3 separate regions of the Homo sapiens genome follow, and all the other regions are linked to region 3. A link is a contact called in ENCODE Hi-C data. All regions are on one chromosome and are shown on one strand. The core of a region is the stretch at or near the end of the contact, and the rest is flanking DNA. Distances in the headings are between cores, read along the strand shown. Region 1 has its middle 72 kb from the start of MPEG1. Region 2 has its middle 55 kb from the start of MPEG1. Region 3 holds the start of PATL1-DT (PATL1 divergent transcript).

Region 1 (4,164 bases), core at 1,580-4,079, 380 kb after region 3:
TTGGTTCCAGGCACTGCAGCAACTGGAGACAATCCTGACGAAGAGCAGGGGCAGAGTCCAGCTTAAATCTCTCCCTGAAAAGGGTTTCTCTCATCTCCAAACAGCATGGTCATTTCTGATTACTTCTATTTTCCTAAGTGTTGAAATGGCAAGTGCAACCAAATCACACAGAAATTTGTGACTTCTTGTTTAGGTCTCTGGGCCAGGCAATTCATATTGCTACATGGACAAGGGTGGGGTTGGGGAGAGGGAACAGTTGGGACTCTTGAAGCAAAAGCCATCCTGGGACTAAAATAAGAAGCAGGTGTCCTTTCCCAATGTATCACTTTCTTCACCTGAATGCATTTGTGTAAAAACAGAGAAGGGGGAATGTTAACATTTGGATTTGGAAACTATGCATTTACTCTGAAGTCTGCAGTGGTTTCCAACGTGTGTGCTGTAAGAATTTCTGCTTAAATGCATCTCTCTCTCCTCTCCCACACCCCCTTTAAAGTTGTCTGGATTTCATGCTTCTAGAGCCTGGCAAAACCCTGAAAAGACACAAGTCCTGCTTGGCCACTGTTTTTTAACTTTTAGGGCTCCCTGTTGACAGACTGTGTTATCTCCTCCATGTCATCTAAACAGCATCTGAAAAGAAAGATGTTGCCTGCACCAATTCCACTTTTTTCTAGCTTCCCCATGAAGTCTTCCTTAGACCAGACCACTCTTGGACTTCTGACTAGTGTCATGAAGTCCTCCAAAAATATTTTAACATACAAGCTTCTATTAGTAGGTCAATGGGGAAGGGACAGTTTGTAGACAAGGAGTAAGGAAAGACAGATAAAAACTGAAAAAGATTCTCATGCTCAGGAGAAACTGAAATTCTTACCCACAACCAACTACCTGATTCCGTCCTGTTAGCTCATCACAAATGGGGCATTGAAAGGAGCTGTAGATTTGGATAGACCAAATTTTATGGTTTTATGTTCTATGTTACCAAAGTACAACCCCTTCCTCTTCCAAGGATGGTCCTTACCCTTCCCGTCTTCCTGCTATATGCACACACACACACACACACACACACGCACATGCCACATTTCAATAAGTTTGCATTGTTCTGGGTGTGAAAAAGGCAAGAAGTTAAAGTAAGCCCACATCTAAGTATTATTTCTTCCCTAAGACCAAAACAGAGTAGGTAACACCAATTATGGACCCTACTTTTTTTCCCCACAGAAAGGGAGCTGACACGATCAAATCCATGTTTTCAAATGAACTGAAAAAGGCATCCAGCACCATTTGTAACACATTTATTTCAGTTCCAGGCTGAGAGCCCTGGGGCAGTTAGCAGGACACATGATTGTCAGCTGGCAACAGTTGGGGCTTTACTCAATTTTAATACCAATCTCATCTGATTGTAATTACTCCACCACTGTCATGTTCCTCCACAAAATGTTTTTTAAAGGATACATTTATTCACTGAATCAAATATCATTACTGATTTATCTTCTATGAAGGATGACTGTTCTCTTTGTTAATGTTCACAATCAAGATCTTGGGCTGAAAAGATCATCCAAGGAGTCTGAAGTATCACAGCGTGTGGGAAGGTGGGAACCAGGATACCCATTCATTTCCAACTGAGATACAGAGAAGTGAGTCACAGAATTTGAGCCCTGCTCTCCTGACTGCCCAGCCAAGGACACTGATTTCTATAGCCCCTTTACTTAACTCTGCCTCTTAAGCATTAAAACGTTCTTCTAAACCTCTGAGTGTTTTGTGGGTTCTGAGTGTTTTGTACGTTTTAGCCAAGTTAACCACTTGTCTGCAAATACTGACTTTCCTATGAATTCTTTGAAGATTATTGAGTCAGAAAGGAAAAATACAGCCCCAAATTCCCAGACTTTTAATGCATTAACTGCCTATTGAAATGAGAAGTTCTTCACAAACTTATATTCCCACTAACAAGATCGCACATAAATATGCATTAAAGTATGTACTAAGAAACCCTCTGTCCAACGGCTCATGCATATGAAGTCCGAACATGGGAGTTTGCCAGTTGCATTCATCAAGTCGTTTTGCGGAGTCAGATCCCTGATGGAAGAGCTCACAGGCTCTGCCTTCCAAGTCCTGGGTCCCTAACTGGTAACCTTAGGCTAGGGTCTGTGGGGAGACCAACCCTGGCTTCCAAGAAAACCACATTCCATGGACTATCAGAAATAGACACAGATTTGGGTGACAAAGGAGGCTCTGCATTTACATTTTATTTTTGTGTTCTTGTCAGTTTTGAGATGATTAACATTAAACATTTATTTGAGAAACAACAGGCAGAAGCAACAATTCAAACATACTTCATATTGTAGTCAGGCGAAGGAACCTTTAAAAATGAACATTCACAATTTTAACGATGGTTTTTCTCCCACATGTTCACTTACTTATTTTCCCAGCCATATTGTCTGTTCCGTTAGGTGAAGAGTCTAACCAGGTCAAATGTGTGGGTGAGAACAATGTGGAAGATATATTTTTTAAGTGGGTGCTGAAGGGACTTTTCCCGCATCCAGTGGTAGGGCTTGTGGTTGCCCTCAGGAAGACAACCCAAATCCCTCACAGAATAGGTGCACTAATCTACAAAAGGCGGAAGGTTAACAACAGCAACAATTTTGTGGTTGTTCATTTGCCATTTATTGTTCTGCACAGACACCTCATGAACACCAGGTGGCGATGTCCTCTCTCAGAGCAACACCAAAGACTTCAAAACACTCCAGTTACAAACCGAACAATTCACATTAGGACATTCACCTGCCTCTCCCAGAACCCCCAATCTAATGCCGGGGACCACAGAGAAGGAAAGGGGTCAGGGGTTCTTTCTTGTACCACATGCGCATTCCCCCAATTCTCTCATGCATACAATAGTGCATCACCAAGACGAGTACTTTTGACCAAGTATAAAACCACACAGACAACCAAATTTAACAAAAAGCGGAAGAGAATGAAAACACAAAGGCACCCACAGCCACGTATACACAATTAACCTTTTAGGGGATGGGCACCTGACGAGGTTTGTCTCCACTTACATTTGCCATCCCTGGAGACTCTGGAAGGGAGAAACTAGGCTGCTGGTGCTAAGACCATGAAAGGGAAGGCATGGAATCCCCTACTTGGGCCAGGAGAGCACAGCAGGGCTTCTGGTGGGAAAACACCCTGTGTCAAGGTAGTAGATGCACAGGGCTCAGCTGGCAGGGTTCTCACTGAAATCTAGACTGCACCTTTCCAGGTTGGCACAAGAGAAAGGGCAGAGGAATGCTCCCCGCCTTGCTGGGCGTAGTGTTAGAAAGGAAATTCAAGATCCCTACTGCCCAGAAAGCCACACAAGAACAGCACGAGGAGGAGGAAATCTCACTGGACATCTGCAGAGAGGACAAGAAATGGGGCACCCACACAATCAAAACCCCAGGGGAAAAGGCTTGAAGGTATGAAAACGACCTCTCCAAGTGGTATTGCCACAGGCACAGCGGCTCCCTTTCCATCTTGAGTCCTCTTCCTTCTGCTCCTGGCCACCCCTTTCCCCACCTATACTTTCTTCTCCCTGACGTGGGGAAATTGATCTCTCCCCAGTGCCTAATTCCATTGTGAAAGTCCGTCTTCTTTTCTTCCCCACCTCCTACTGCCTCACTGTGTCTTTCTCCCCAAGAACCCTCAGCCTATTTCTTCACCCCTCTGTGGCCATCTTTCTGTGGCCTAGAAGTCCAGCAGATACTTGACCAGGTTGCTAAAGGCAGAGATGGCATGAGACTCTCCAAATTATATCTGGTAACCTGGCAATGGGCATCGGTGTGACATTAAATATCGCAGGGATGGCTCTTTTATTTAACTCAGGTGTTTCCTTGCTGAGTGTGGGAGGAAATTGCCCTGTGGTTCAGTAAGCTCGAGACCATTATCACTCTGGAGGTACTTAGGCAGTCCAAAGCAAATAATTATCTCATTGATTAGTACTTTTATTACCTCAGAGGCTTTCTCTGTCTGGCATGGGAATACTTCTACCCACTTACTGAAGGTATCCACCCATACGAAGAGATGCTGGATGTCCCTTATCCTTGGAATATGGGTGAAATCCATCTGCCAGTCTTTCCTTGGAATAGAATAGCATCCTATTCTTTGTGTTCTGGGGGAAGAATCTGTTAGTTGGAGTTA
Region 2 (4,232 bases), core at 985-3,484, 400 kb after region 3:
AGATGAAAAGACATCCACCAAACCTATATTTTCTTTCGTGACTTCCACCTGTGTTTCTGGTTTTCTGGGAGGCCTTTGTTTCCCAGAAACAGGAAAACCATCCTCTTTTCCACTTGATGTTTTGAATTTTCTAAATTTGAAAATCCTAGTTCTAGAACCTGTTTTCTTGGGCAGTATCTGGATTTCCCTGGGTTTTTGAAACCTAACACTTGTCCAGTATGTGCCGCTTGGCTTTCCTTTTCCCTCCAGCTGGGGGTCCCTCAAGGCTACTCCATGTCCCCAGCAGCCAGGTCCAGCTGTGGGGTCCCCTTCCAGTGGGTGCACGGTTATGCCTCTGGCCCCTGACCTGCCCTGGGGCAGCAATAGCTTTCAGCAACCTCTGGGACAGAGGGCAAGGGAAGAATAGAGCAGAAAGACTCTAACCTCATCTAAGCCCACTCAGGACTCCAAGGACAGGAATCGATTCACACTTTCTCTTCTGACTTGTTTTTGTAGAGATAAGGTTTTGTCACGTTGCCCAGGCTGGGTCTTGAACTCCCAGACTCAAGTGATCCTCCAGCCTTGGCCTCCCAAAGTGCTAGGATTACAGGTGTGAGCCACTGCACCCAGCCAGGTGCCTTTGTAAGAGACCTTAGCCCCCTTGCCTCTTCTGCCATGTGAGGACACAGGGAATCAGAAAGTGGGTCCCTTACCAGACACAAAATCTGCTGGCACCTTGATCTTGGACTTTGTCTCCAGAATTGTGAGAATAAATTTCTGTTTATAAGCCACCCAGTTCATGTTTTTATTTTGTCACAACAGCCAGAATGGACTAAGACATCCTCCCTGGGGAAAGCCCCCACCTCAGCCCCACTGTTTCTCTGCCTTCATCACCCAGCACCCACTGGAATGTCAGCTCCACCAGGGCAGGGCCTTCTTTGTCCCATCCACTGGACAGGACCTGGCTGTGAGTATGGTGGGATCTGCGCATGGGCCTGCTGGCTGACAGCCTGCCCTTCTCCGTGCTGGTGAAAAAGAGGGTTTGTTTGTTATTTCCAGTTTTCTAAAACATATTTTTAGAATTACAAACATCAGAAACACAGTTCCTAGTAGGGCTGCAATGGACCAGAGTAAGATGGAGCCAGGGAGATAGGAGAACACAGCCTGGTTCTCCTCCGGGTGTAGCGTACAGAGCCAGGCCCTGCTGCACCAGCTTTGCCTCCTCCCAACCCAAGCAAGCAGGCAGCCTTGGAGCCCAGCCTCAGTGAGGGGACCCAGGCTCTGGTCTGTCTTGCTGTGTGGCCTTGGCCACAGGTTCCCCTCTCTAGACCTCTGAGGCTGGAGTCGACCGGTGGGTCCCTGTGGGCCTGACTCACTGCCTTGGAAAACAGCCAGGAAGGCAGATTTCCAGGCCCCACCCAAGACCTAAGGAATCAGCCCCAGGGAGCAGGTGAAGATGAAACCTGCATTTAAACTAGCCTGTTTAGTGGTTCTCAGGTGGCTGTGGGGACTGTGGGTTGAGACCGTCTCCAAGGATAGATTCAGGAAGATCCAACTCAAACAGTTTTGCTTTTAAGTCTCAGCTCAGACCCCTCCTGGCTGCATTGACCTATGAGCCTTCTTGCCTCAGGTTTGTCATCTGTGAACCGGGCTGGGGAGGATTCTAGGGGCCGGTCCATGCACATAGATGACCTCACACGAAGCCAGCAGGAAGCAGGGATAGTGCCTGCCCTTCTGTTATAGGGCAAGATGCTCTGGCTCTCCACCCATAGCTGTCCACACCTTTGCAGGAAGTGGATCATACATGTTAATTTACTTAATCAGCTGAAATCCTGAAGGCTTCCTAAGGGCATCCTTTTTTTTTTTGAAACAGAGTCTTGCTCTGTCACCCAGGCTGGAATGCAGTGGCGTGATCTCAGCTCACTGCAAGCTCTGCCTCCTGGGTTCACACCATTCTCCTGTCTCAGCCTCCCGAGTAGCTGGGACTACAGGCGCCTGCCACCACGCCCAGCTAATTTTTTTGTATTTTTTAGTAGAGACGGGGTTTCACCAGGTCATCTTTTCAACTGTCTGGATGGGTTGGGGGAAATCATGGCCCCACAGCGGGGCTCCTGGCCCCAGCTGGCAAAGGTTCCAAATAGCTGCTGAAGACCTAGGAACAGGTCAGGTGGCTTTATGGCCAGGGGCTGGGGCCTGAGCTGTCGGTTTGAGGTTTGGCACTGACAAGTCAAAGTTCTGCCCGACTGGTCTCTTTCTTGCTATGAATAAACACTTGCTGTCGTCTGGATTAATCTCCAGCCTCTCAGCCACTCAGTGGGAGTGAATCCTCCTTGCCAGGGGGTGCCCTCTGGGCCTCAGAGAGTGAAGGACCTGGGACCTCTTGTGGACAATGCATTCAATCCCACAGTTGCCACTATGGTGTGTGAGTTTCTTGCATTGCCATTAGTTGGGAGCATTTAGCTTCCCAGGGCTACCATTCGGGTGAGCTGTGGGCTCCTGGCAGGCTGGGTGCCATGCAGAATCCGCTTGGCCTTCGAGGGGGCCATGAAGACTGAGGAGGCTTGGCCTAGATTATGAGAGGACCAGAAACTCAATGGGGAGTGATCTAAATAGACACAGGGCGAGTGCTTCTTGGATAAAAATAGAGCTGATGGGGGCCTGGGGGTGGGGGCAGGGTGCTCCAGAGCCAGAAGGTCAAAGGGGTGGTGCCGGCCACCTGGTCAGGACATAGAGGGGCCAGCAGGAGGGGCTCAACCTGGCATTTATGGACACGGCGGGGGTTGAGGCCTTTGGTCCTTCCTACATTGCCCAGGGCTAACAAAATTCAGCCTCTGGGCCCCTGTGGGGGCCTAGCCATGAGCTGGCCTGGCTGTGCCCTCTCTCAGGTTCTCTTTATCATAGTGGGGGATGGCTGAGTGAGCAGGCACTCCCAGGCCTCCAGTCAGTGCAACTGAGTTGGAGTGGTAAGGTGAGCTGGAGGTGGCATTCCAGAGTCAGGAGTGGGTGGGAGAGGGTGGGTGGTGGCTGGCCGAAAGGATGACTGAGCCAAAGCACGTTGGGACAGGTTACCTGCCCAGCACTCACCAGCATTAGGCAGGGCCATGTCTTCTTGGGGCAGCTGTGTGGGGCTCTGCCACCTGCCCCTGCTTCGGGCTCTGCCCTCTGGAGTCCGGACAGCGACCTCCTCTGCTGCCTGACCCTCCAGTGTCTGTGCCACATGGTGGGAGGATGAAGGGCCAGCGGGAGCTGGGTTCACCTCCAAGGCCCCTCACAGGGCCTTGCTGTCCAAATGGAGGGTGGCAGGCAGCTCCTGTTCACTCTGTCCATGTGTGTTCTTTCCTCTTTTCTTTTCCTTTTTTTTTTTTTCCAGAGACATGGTCTCTGTCACCCAGGCTGGAGTGCTGTGACATGATCATGGCTCACTTCAGCCTTGACTTCCTGGGTTCAAGGATCCTCCTACCTCAGCCTTCTAAGTAGCTGGGACTACAGGCATGCACCACCATGCCTGGCTATTTATTATTATTATTATTGCAGAGACAGGGATCTTGCTAAGTTGCCCAGGCTGGTCTTGAACTCCTGGCCTCAAAGCAATCCACCTACCTTGGCTTCCCAAAGTGCTAGGATTACAGGTATGAGACACTGCACCTGGCCTATGTGTTTACTGAGCCTCTTTGTGTGCCAGGCCCAGCTGGCAGGGGATCCTGGTGAGCCTGCCTTGAGGAGGCTTCTCTTCAAAGCTGCCTGTCTTTTCCCCTTTAAGCTGGCTCAAGCGCCTCCTGCCTGGAATTTTGACCTCCTATGGGGTCAAATTTTGTCCAGGTGAGAACCCTGAGGCCCAGGACAAGTGGCCTTCTCAGCCCTTGCAGCCAGTGGACTCCAGGGTTGAAGATGCCTCCCAGGCAGGGCAGGAAGGGCTAGAAAGTGGGGAGGAATGTGGTTAGCAGGAGGTGCTGCAAAAAGCAGCCCCAAAAGGGCTTGGGGTCCAGGGGACTCTGAAGGGACAAGGCTGGGTTGTGGCGGGGGCTCAGGAACACCAGCAGCAGGGTCTGGCCTGGCCTGGTATGGTCAGCTCTCTGACTTCACCTCTGTCTCTTCTGACTAATAACTCGTTAACCCTGCCACAGGTAGCTGTTGTCCTTGTTTGCAGATAGGGAAACAGAGGCACGGGGCTTGAGTCTATTTGCCACGGTGCCATCTGTGGCAGAGCTGGGCCTCAAATTCCAGGTCTTTCCCCGAACTCTCATCAGCTGTTT
Region 3 (3,959 bases), core at 191-2,690:
TCCTGCCTCAGCCCCTCGAGTAGCTGGGACTACAGGCGCCCGCCACCACGCCCGGCTAATTTTTTGTATTTTTAGTAGAGACGGGGTGTCACTCTGTTAGCCAGGATGGTCTAGATCTCCTTGACCTTGTGATCCGCCCACCTCGGCCTCCCAAAGTGCTGGGATTACAGGCGTGAGCCACCGCGCCTGGCCTGTTACTTAGTATTTGATGTTTTATAATGTTCCATGCATGCTTGAAAACCAATAAATCATCTTGTCCCGACGCTCCACTTCTTTAAAGTTCAGGCCTGGCCCATGTCAACATTTGCTTTTGTTATTCTGGCACAGTGATTAAGACACTCGGTTTTTAATAATCAGACAAATCTCAGCTGCTAGCTTTACCACTTGCCATTGGGTGGTTGGAGGCAAACAATGTCGCTAATCCTCAGGTTCCTCAACTGTAAACTGAGAAAATAACAGTACCTACCTCATGGGGGGCACATAAGGAAGGATTCAATGAGATAATCCATTTTATAAAGCGCCTAGCAGAGTCCCAGGCAGCCTTCAATCGTTAGTAGTGTTACCATCATGAGGCAGGTGTAATTATACCCATTTTACAAGAAACTAAGGCTCAGAGAGGTTTAGGTAAGTTGCCCAAAGTTTCCTAGCCAGTGGCAAAGCACAAGCTCCCACCCAGAACTTTTCTTCACAAATTCAGCGTTTCCGATACTCAAACTGATCCAGACACACTAACATTTAGGGGATTTACTGTATGCCATTCCGAGACGAGGCTGCATTTTAAGACGCCCAGGGAAGAAACGGATTGCGAAACCCAAAAGAATTCATTCTTTGTGCTGCAAGTTTTGTCTGAAAGGAAAGGGGCAAGAAGGGCATGGAGCGTGCTAGAGGTAACAAACCACCCAACAGAATTCTGGAACCAGGGGGCCGAAGCTTCTAAGCTGGACACATTCCTCTGTGGGTTCGATCCTCTAAGGAAGTGGAGTCACCCAGCGGCGCACCACGGCCCGAAGACCCTGCTGCTGCGTGGCCAGCGGCCCACGGCCGTGCGGCCCTTCGAGGCTCTGCAGCTCCTCGCGCCTAATGAGCCTGGCGCTTAAAAATACCACCCTAGTTAAACCTCCCGGAACCTGTCTTCAGCATTTCAAAAAAAAAAAAAAAAAAAACGGGCGCCGTCATCACTTTGAGCCACATAAATCACAGCCCTGACCTGCTGTGGATTCAGCAGGCGACGAGCCGCTGAAAGTGGCGACGAAGTCCGCCCCTTTCGAAGACCAGCAACTTTCCATTCTTTTTTCCCTGCGCAAGGCGCAGATTGCAACGGGGAGACCCCCGAGCAGCCTGAGGAGTGAGTCGGACGTTGGAAAAACTGCCCGGGAATCTCATCTTTCCCAGCCCAGGCTAAGCGCAGGATTCTTCAAAGCTATATCCTGTGACAATCACAAGGGTTTTCTCCGCCCCACGGGTGACGGAGAACTCGTGACCGGCCCCTGAGCTCCAAGCCGAGCGCCTAGAGGGCGCGGAGAAAGAGGGGGCGGAGCTACAAGCCCAGATCACCAGGCAGCCGAAGACGGGCAGCGCGTGCGCAGTCTCTCGCCACGGGACCTCCTTCCCGCCGCTGAGACTAGGAAGCGGGACGCCAAATCTGTCCCTGCGCAGCCGCCGCCGCCGGGCGCCGAGCGGGGTGGCCGCCCTGCCTGAGGCGCGCCTGCGCACGTCCCCACGCACGCTCCGGCGTACGGCGGCGGCCAGGGGTCGCGAGCCGGTGGAGGACCCGCGCGCGGAGGAGCCGGGGAGTCAGCGCTTCTTCCCTCCCTCCCCCTCTCCCCTCCCCGCTCCCTGCCCCCCTCCCCAAGAATGTTCCGCTACGAGGTGAGCTGTTGCGACCGGAAGTGACCCCTCCCTCCCTCCCGCGCCCCTCTCCCTCACTCTCTCTCCGCGCGCCGGTCCTGTGTTCCTGCGGGGCAGGGGGCGGGCTGGGGGAGTCGCAGGACTTAGCTGGACGCGACTGGTCTGGGGTCGCGGGTCTAATCCTAGGGCTGGGAGCTGGCTTCATGGGTCGAGACAGTCCCATTAGTTGCCGCTGGGGAAAGTTGGCCTCCGTTTTGGGGTGGGGAGGGCCCGTTAAGTGCTGTAACCAGACCACACCCCCGCCCCCACCCCTAGAGGAGCCACGGAGGGTAGAGCACTGCATCTCCCCGGGTGCTTTTCTTAAGTAGGTGTCACCCGGGAATTCCCAGAGCCGCGTTTCCCGCCCTGGACCCGGAACCACCCCCCACCCACCTCCACTCGAATTACACTGACACACATCCCATTCACACAGGCTACCTTCAGGTGAAGGGGGCCTGGGCTTGCCGTTGGATTAGGGCCCCAGCCCGTTTACTAAAGAGGGCTCCGAGTTGGGAGGGGGGCGTGTCCTGCAGAAGTTCCTTCTGGGCTAGTGCTGGGAGACGCGGGTTTGGAGAAGGTGCCGGGAATGTAGCAATAGCAGCAGACAGTACTGACCCTGTCACCAACTCACTGTGTGACCTTGAGTGACTCCTAATCTCTGGACGTAAACTTTCTGAATTTGTAGCATGAAAGAACTGATGTAAATGATCCTTAAGAATTTTTAATTTAAAAAAGCAGCGATTTGGTAAAGTAGATATTTGTGATTTGGAAGGGAGTACTGCTGGAAGTTGCCTCTGATAAGGAGGCAGTGGCATGCCTATTGGCATGAGTTTGGAAGGGCTCTGGGGTAAGAAGAACGCCCTTTGACCTAATCTTTCCATTGTAAACAGGGTAGCTAAGAGGTAGCCAGGCAAGGTGTATCACAAACGTACCTACTGATAGAATATGGAATTCTGATTCTGAATTTTTGAAAATTGAGGACAGGTATACTTGATAGGAATGATCTAAGACCAAACCAAAAGGAAAACTTGGAGAATAAATCAGTTGAGTAAGATTGAAGTAAAGGGGGAAAATAGAACACACCTAGGATGTGGTGGCCTCTAGCCTTTGTTCGATAATCTGTAATCTTTGCCCACTTTGATCATCACAACTCTCTGCCATAGTTGGTATTGTCCCTGCATTACAATGTAAGACATTGAGCCTTACAGCCTAGCACAGAACCTTAGACGCAATAGGTCCTTAAAAGGTATTTGATGAATTAATTAGAAATTTTCTGAGTTGCCCATGTTCACACTGATTGTAGGAATGGAGCCAGAACTTGAACTTGTCATACCACAGCTTTTCCAGAGTTCATTTTATTGTGGTTGAAGACCTAATTTTCTGTTTCATCACTAGAGTTTAGGCCTATAGGGAAGATAAGAAAGATGGAAAATGAAGACAAAGCTTTAAAACGGAATAATAGTTGAAAAGATGACATGAATATAATGAGAAAGATGAGAATTTTGCTGGAAAAGATACATAAAGATACAAGAAAATAAAGGGTTCATTATTAATTGTCATCAGTATTCCAACCAGTGATGTAAGGAAAGTTGTGGGCTTAATTTCTTGGTTGCATGAGGAACTGCTGTTCGTGGATTCTTGATAAAATAGAGAAATGGAATGCTGTGAGGTGGGGCAAGAATTAAATGAAATAAGGATTAGGAAATAGAAAGTGAAAGAAAGATGATGAAATCTTCCAGTGTCAGGGAAATTGGGAAGTAGAAAAAAAATGCCATCTTTACAAAAAGTCATAATGAAGCAATTATGTTCATTGAGAAGGTAAGATGAACATTTTTAGAACATTTTTAAAATGAGGGTGTGAATTTCATGAATAACTAATGTCTTTTCTTTTTTTTTAGTCTTTGGAGGATTGTCCTCTGGATGAAGATGAAGATGCATTTCAGGGACTGGGAGAAGAAGATGAAGAGATTGATCAATTCAATGATGATACATTTGGGTCAGGTGCAGTTGGTAAGTGACATCTTTCGCTTATAATATCATCTTAGCCTCCTGCTCTTTTCAAGTGCTGTCTT

Evidence for each region. A loop is a pair of places that touch in the nucleus more often than their neighbours do. Pooled maps may share reads with other maps.
Region 1: a map with no recorded cell type shows a loop between it and region 3 (4-fold over the local background). The contact joins the enhancer-like site here to the promoter of PATL1-DT in region 3. A Hi-C loop is called at or near these places in 1 of 168 maps with a recorded cell type or tissue (OCI-LY7), 8 of 37 single-sample maps with no recorded cell type and 9 of 50 pooled maps.
Region 2: a loop to region 3 is called in a pooled map, with 2.5 times the contacts of the local background. The contact joins the enhancer-like site here to the promoter of PATL1-DT in region 3. A Hi-C loop is called at or near these places in 1 of 168 maps with a recorded cell type or tissue (OCI-LY7), 5 of 37 single-sample maps with no recorded cell type and 6 of 50 pooled maps.

The regions. Positions count from the first base shown.
Region 1 is chr11:59,283,241-59,287,404 of GRCh38, reverse strand. It overlaps the pseudogene LOC643709. Among named protein-coding and RNA genes, the nearest start is that of MPEG1, 72 kb to the right of the region's middle. Within about 2 kb of position 2,829, at least 5 of the 41 ENCODE cell types and tissues checked have a DNase peak (open chromatin) inside an H3K27ac peak, as active enhancers do; they include OCI-LY7, where a contact is called at or near this core.
Region 2 is chr11:59,265,413-59,269,644 of GRCh38, reverse strand. No RefSeq gene overlaps it. Among named protein-coding and RNA genes, the nearest start is that of MPEG1, 55 kb to the right of the region's middle. Within about 2 kb of position 2,234, at least 6 of the 41 ENCODE cell types and tissues checked have a DNase peak (open chromatin) inside an H3K27ac peak, as active enhancers do; they include OCI-LY7, where a contact is called at or near this core.
Region 3 is chr11:59,666,791-59,670,749 of GRCh38, reverse strand. It overlaps PATL1-DT (PATL1 divergent transcript), which reads right to left and starts at 1,440. Exons shown (of 4, transcript NR_187296.1): 1 at 1,208-1,440. It overlaps PATL1 (PAT1 homolog 1, processing body mRNA decay factor), which reads left to right and starts at 1,713. Exons shown (of 19, transcript NM_152716.3): 1 at 1,713-1,869; 2 at 3,786-3,897. The coding sequence starts at 1,855. RefSeq lists enhancers at 1,164-1,453, 1,380-1,674 and a silencer at 1,634-1,983.